Regions from separate parts of the Mus musculus genome. Here region 2 is linked to region 1. The links are chromatin loops, found by intact Hi-C in ENCODE. Cell type or tissue: heart. All regions are shown on one strand. Links, peaks and the distances in the headings refer to the core of each region. The heading gives the core; the rest is flanking DNA. Region 1 has its middle 85 kb from the start of Zfp330. Region 2 has its middle 170 kb from the start of Zfp330.

What was found. A loop is a pair of places that touch in the nucleus more often than their neighbours do. Peaks named below come from ENCODE experiments on the same cell type or tissue, not always from the same donor. Only the 100,000 strongest peaks of a DNase experiment are listed, where the experiment ranks them.
Region 2: it touches region 1 in a loop (2.5-fold over the local background); 4 of 42 quality-filtered maps call a loop at or near these places.

The regions. Positions count from the first base shown.
Region 1 is chr8:82,688,138-82,691,060 of GRCm38, forward strand. No RefSeq gene overlaps it. Among named protein-coding and RNA genes, the nearest start is that of Zfp330, 85 kb to the right of the region's middle. In heart, for the core only: a CTCF peak has its summit at 1,420 (motif pointing left); no DNase peak of the experiment used is centred there.
Region 2 is chr8:82,600,523-82,603,445 of GRCm38, forward strand. No RefSeq gene overlaps it. Among named protein-coding and RNA genes, the nearest start is that of Zfp330, 170 kb to the right of the region's middle. In heart, for the core only: no CTCF peak of the experiment used is centred there; a DNase peak (open chromatin) is centred at 1,279.

The DNA.
Region 1 (2,923 bases), core at 126-2,625:
AGGAAGGAAGGAAGGAAGGAAGGAAGGAAGGAAGGAAGGAAGGAAGGAAGGAAGGAAGGAAGGAAGGAAGGAAGGAAGGAAGGGAGGGGAGGGGAAGGGAAGGGAAGGGAAGGGAAAGGAAGGAGGGGGAGGGAGAAAGGAAAAGGGAGGGAGAGAGAGAGAGAGAGAGAGAGAGAGAGAGAGAGAGAGAGAGAAGAAAACCTTTAAGAAATTTATGAATTTCTTGGGCAAATGGATGTATCTGCAGGATATCATTCTAAGTGAGGTAACCCAATCACAAAAGAAGTCACTTGATATATACTCACTAATGCCCAAAAACCTAGAATACCCAAGATACAACTTCCAAAACACAAGAAAATCAAGAAGGAAGACCAACTCGTGGATACTTCATTCCTCCCTAGAATAGAAAATAAAATATCCATAGAAGGAGTTGCAGGGACAAAGTTTAGACCTAAGACAAAAGGATGGACCATCCAGAGACTGCCCCACCCAGGGGTCCATCCCATAATCAGCCACCAAATGCAGACACTATTGGATATGCCAGCAAGATTTTGCTGAAAGGACCCTGATATAGCTGTCTCCGATGAGGCTTTGCCAGTGCCTGGCAAATACAGAAGTGGATGCTCACAGTCATCTAGAGCTAGAGAAAGTACCCAAGAGCTGAAGGGGTCTGCAACCCTATAGGTGGAACAACAATATGAACTAATCAGCATCCCCAGAACTCGTGTCTCTAGCTGCATATGTAGCAGAAGATGGCCATCATTGGGAAGAGAGGCCCCTTGGTCTAGCAAACTTTATATGCCCCAGTACAGGGGAATGCCAGGGCCAAGAAGTGGGAGTGTATGGGTAGGGGAGCAGGACTGGGGGAGGGTATAGGGGACTTTTGGGATAGCATTTGAAATGTAAATGAAGAAAATATAAAAATAAAAATAAATAAAAAAATAAAAATAAATAAAAATAAAAAAGAAAAGAAATATGCCCAGCCTGAATGTTATCTATTCTAAACTCTACTTGTGAACTAGTTGCTATTCCAGTTTCCTTAGTTCCTGAATCTACCATTGTTCAAGCCCTAACAATCTTGTGCTTCCACAGTGCCCTGCCGGGGTCCCTGCATGCTGCACATCTGATCTCTGGGTAAACTGTTGTTTTGTCTTGTACCCACCCAGATGCTATGTCCCAGATGTCATCAATGTAAATTATTTCATTGGTCTCCTGGGCAGCCAGGACCCTAAAAGGTTTGGTGGAATTATAGGAAACTGGATGTTTAACAGGATTCGCCATGCTTGAATGGAGCTGCAGTCATAACCACTTTTCCCACAGAGCATAGGTGTCAAGGACTGACTCTGGCAGCCATCCCTCTCCCTAAATGGCTCCAGGTTTGTTTCCTCTGCCTCAATACAAGCAAACAGTGCCCTCTTCTGACAGGCAGCAGAACTCTATGGAGCAACAACTTTGAGGATTATCACTAGGTTCTGAATCTAACACAGCAAGCCGAAGACACTGCAAAATAGTGTTCACCAGTAAGGGACTCATGTGTAGAAAAAGCTGATGCTCTCATTCTGCCATGGATCCATGTCCCGAGTTTACAAGGATTGAGAAAAGATGGTGAAGATCTTTTTGCAATTTGTTGGTTTCCTTTTTGTCCTATTGACAGTGTCCTTCGACTTACAGAAGCTTTGCAAATTTATGTGGTCCCACTTACAGATTCATTAGCTTAGAGCATAAGCCATTGGTGTTCGGTTCAGGAAACTTTCCCCTGTTTTCATGTGTTCAAGGGTCTTCCCCACCATCTCCTCTATTAGACTCAGTGTATCTGATTTTATGTGGAGGTCCTTGATCCACTTGGACTTGAGCTTTGTACAGGGAGATAAGAATGGATTAATTTGCATTTTTCTACATGCTGATCTCGAGTTGAACCAGCACCATTCCGACTGGATGGTTTTAGCTTCTTTGTCAAAGATCAAGTGTGTTGGTTCTTTTCAGGGTCTCCAATTCTATTCCATTGATCTACCTGCCTGTCTCTATACCAATATCACGCAGTTTTTATCACTATTGCTCTATAGTACAGCTTGAGGTCGATAAAGATGACTCTGCCAAATGTTCTTTTATTGTTGAGAGTAGTTTTTGCTATCCTGGGTTTTTTTGTTATTCCAAATGAATTTGATAGGGCTAATATCCAATATATACAAAGAACTCAACAATTTGGACTCCAGAGAACCAGATAACCCTATTAAAAATGGGGAACAGAGCTAAACAGAGATTTCTCAACTGAGGAAACTTGAATGACCAAGAAGCACCTAAAGAAATGTTAAACATCCTTAGTCACCAAGGAAATGCAAATCAAAACAACCCTGAGATTCCACCTCACACCAATCAGAATGGCTAAGATCAAAAACTCAGGTGACAGCAGATGCTGGCAAGGATGTGGAGAAAGAGAAACACTCCTCCATTGTTGGTGGGATTGCAAGCTGGTACAACCACTCTGGAAATCAGTCTGGCGGTTCCTCAGAAAATAGACATAGTGCTACCTAAGGACCCAGCTATGCCACTCCTGAGCATATACACAGAAGATGCTCCAACATATATTAACTACACATACTCCACTATGATCAGAGCAGTCATATTTACAATAGCCAGATGTCCCTCAACAGAGGAGTGGATACAAAAAATGTAGTACATTTACACAATGGAATTCTACTCAGCTATTAAAAACAATGACATCATGAAATTCTCAGGCAAATGGATGGATCTAGAAAATATCATCCTGAGTGAGGTTACTCAGCCACAAAAGACCACAAATGGTATATACACACTGATAAGTGGGTATTAGACAAAGTGTGGAATACTCAGGATAAAACTCACAGAATGTATGAATCTCAAGACGAAGGAAGACCAAAGAGTGGATGCTTCAGTCTTACTTAGA
Region 2 (2,923 bases), core at 285-2,784, 87 kb before region 1:
AATGGGCATGAGTTATGATAGAGTATATAGAGCTGATGGTTTTCCTATTTCTAACTCTACCATGAATCTTTTGGTTTTGGTAGTGGATAAGAGTTTACAAATATATTTAATAGTAAAAGTATAACATCTATTGCAAAGTCCCATGTCTTCATAATGGCCATCCTGACTCTATGGAAGTATATAGATCTTGGATCTAATTCATTTCGGCATATGATTTTTTATTTGCAAGTTACTTAATAATAACATTCTATATTTAAAAATATATATAGGCCACCCCTTTGGGGGCAAAACAGGAGAGACAACAATATGAAAAGTAGTTCTGACTGGATTTAGAGACGGAAGAGGGGACCCCAGGCCTTGTGTGGAAGCTAGCTCAGGGGCTAGGAAAGGCTGGGGAAGGCTCTCCCCTAGAGTTTCCAACCAGAGTGTAGTCATGTTACCCACTTGATTGTATCCCAGTATTAGATGTCTGACTTACAAAACTGAAAAATACTAATGCCTTTCTATTATGAGCTACCCAAAGCATCATGATGGTATATGCACTAATCGGAAGCCTATGCTTCAAATAAAGAATTGACCTGGAAAGAGAAGTTGGACCCAAAATGACAGCTCTCATGTGAGTATGGCTGAATATGAGAAAGAGAGCAGAATAAAGAACAAGACATCCATCTCAAGCGTTGTGCCAGTTGTTTACAAAATTTGCCTTCCATCTTCCTGATGTGGGGATGAGATGTACTCTGCCCATCTAATTTTCAGTTCTAAAATGTCTCCTTTTTTTTGATGCTTTTGTAACATTTTCATTTAAGATAAAATCTCAAATATTTTCATTCACAGTGAGTGTATTTTCACTTTGCCTCTCTAAGGATACAAATAATAATAACTCTTAAAACTCCTCCCCTGCTGGCTCTGTAGTTGGCTCAGGAGTTCATCCCTTGGATTTTCTCTTTCCTTGTGAATGGGTTCTGTTCCCTTGGGAGCTGTTATTTTGTTCATATTTATGCCACAAGTCATTTCAGATTGTGTCCTGGCTATTGTGAAGGTAAAATTGTGGAGATTCTTAATACATTTCCCCCAAATGTACATTGTTTATTTTATTTTAACAGCAATTATTTGAGCTAAGCTTACACAAGAACCAGATCTGGGGAAGATTCCCTGGCTGGCTTCAGAGTCTTCCCTTCAGCTTAGCAGCTGTACACAGGCCCAGAGGTCAGCCAGATGGAACGTTTGGATCCCTTCCCCGGTCCTTTCCTTTCTGGGCTTCCCCTACCCTACCCCACCCCCACTCTACTTGGCAGCTTCATGTCTCTGGTGTCTTCTTAGGGGAAATAATAGGAAAGAGACATATTGATCAGGCTGCCAGGCACGCCTGAGAAGAACTAGGCAAAGAAAGTGGCTCAGATGCCTGGCAAGAAGGATGTTAGGAAAATCTTGTCAGGAAGCAACCAAAGCAAGTAAAATAAAACTACCTTCATGCCAGAAACCTGGGCCATACAATAAATTAACCTGAGAGCACCTGCCACACTAAAGCCAACTACCCTATCAACTATTTGATGAAGTCACAGAGTCAAACCCAAGCTGGCTTAAAGAAGCACAATTTATCTGTGAGTATGAGTTAATAGGGGCAGAAAAAATCCTGAGCTGTTTTCCAGAATCTTCTTATAACTCTAGAACTAAACTGTAAACCTGAACTTCCTACCATTCTGGCCCGTGTGAAGGAGGACTTCCCACTATGTTCTTACCCAAGTCTCAGGCACATTGGTATAGAGTGGTGGTTCACAGCCTTCCTAATGCTGTGTCCATTTAATACAGTACATCATGTTGTGCTGACTCCAAAACCATAAAATTGTTTTGTTGCTACTTCATAATTGTAACTTTCTACTGCCATGAGTCATAATTTAACTATCTGTGTATTCCAATGGTCTTAGGTGACCCGGGTGAAATGCTGTCCACAGGTTGAGAACTGCTGGTACAGAGAGAGAATCCTTTCACCTTCTAGAGTAAGGTTTCTAAGATTTATATTTTCAAGAATCTCATGCTAGCAATTTTCAAAATAACTTCTGTATTATGAGGGACATATTACCCAGGCACCTATAGAGAAAAAGCAAGACATGTATCTACCAATGCCCCTGGCGTGTTGAAAAGCATTGCTGGGGATGAAGAGATGACTCAGTGGTTATGAATGCTTGCTGCTTGTCTAAAGGACCTGAGTTCAGTTCCCAGGACCTATTTTGGGGGACTCAGAACTGCTTGTAGCTCCAGCTCCAGGAAATCTAATGCTTTCTTCTATTCTACACAGGCACCCACATATTCATGTCCATATGTACACACAACATAGACCTTCAAGTCACTCTGCAATTTTCAGTAGCTTGGATCCCTAATAGTGAAGTACAATTTAATTTAATACAGCATAATGAAGCTGTCTTTTAATTCAATAATTTATTTTACAGTTTGCACACAGGAAAGTCAGAATTTTATTTTCCTCACTACACAGGGGGAAAAGGTAAAAGATAAAAATCCCTGTGTTTGTTTTAACTTGTACACATTTAGGTCAAATAATTTCCAACACTATCTGTGTGATTGAAAAAAGTCTATAACCTTATCACATTCAGAAGATATTATTTTCTCTTTGAAATAATGGGAGAGAAGGAAAAATGTAGTTTTAAAGCTAAACTTTACCTCCTTCAAAGAAAAACATTGAATATTTTTCAATTTAGACAACTGACACTTATGTCATAGAATGTTCTAAATGCTTTATAAATAGCAGCTGCTTAGTACTGAGAATAAGGGCACTGAGATAGACTTAGCTGCACTTAACATCTCAAGAAAATTAGAAGCCAAAAACTTTTATTCACTTACAAAATTATATACAATTTGGGCTCAGGGTTAAAAGAAAAGCCTCAACAATTTTCTTTTAATGTTTTTG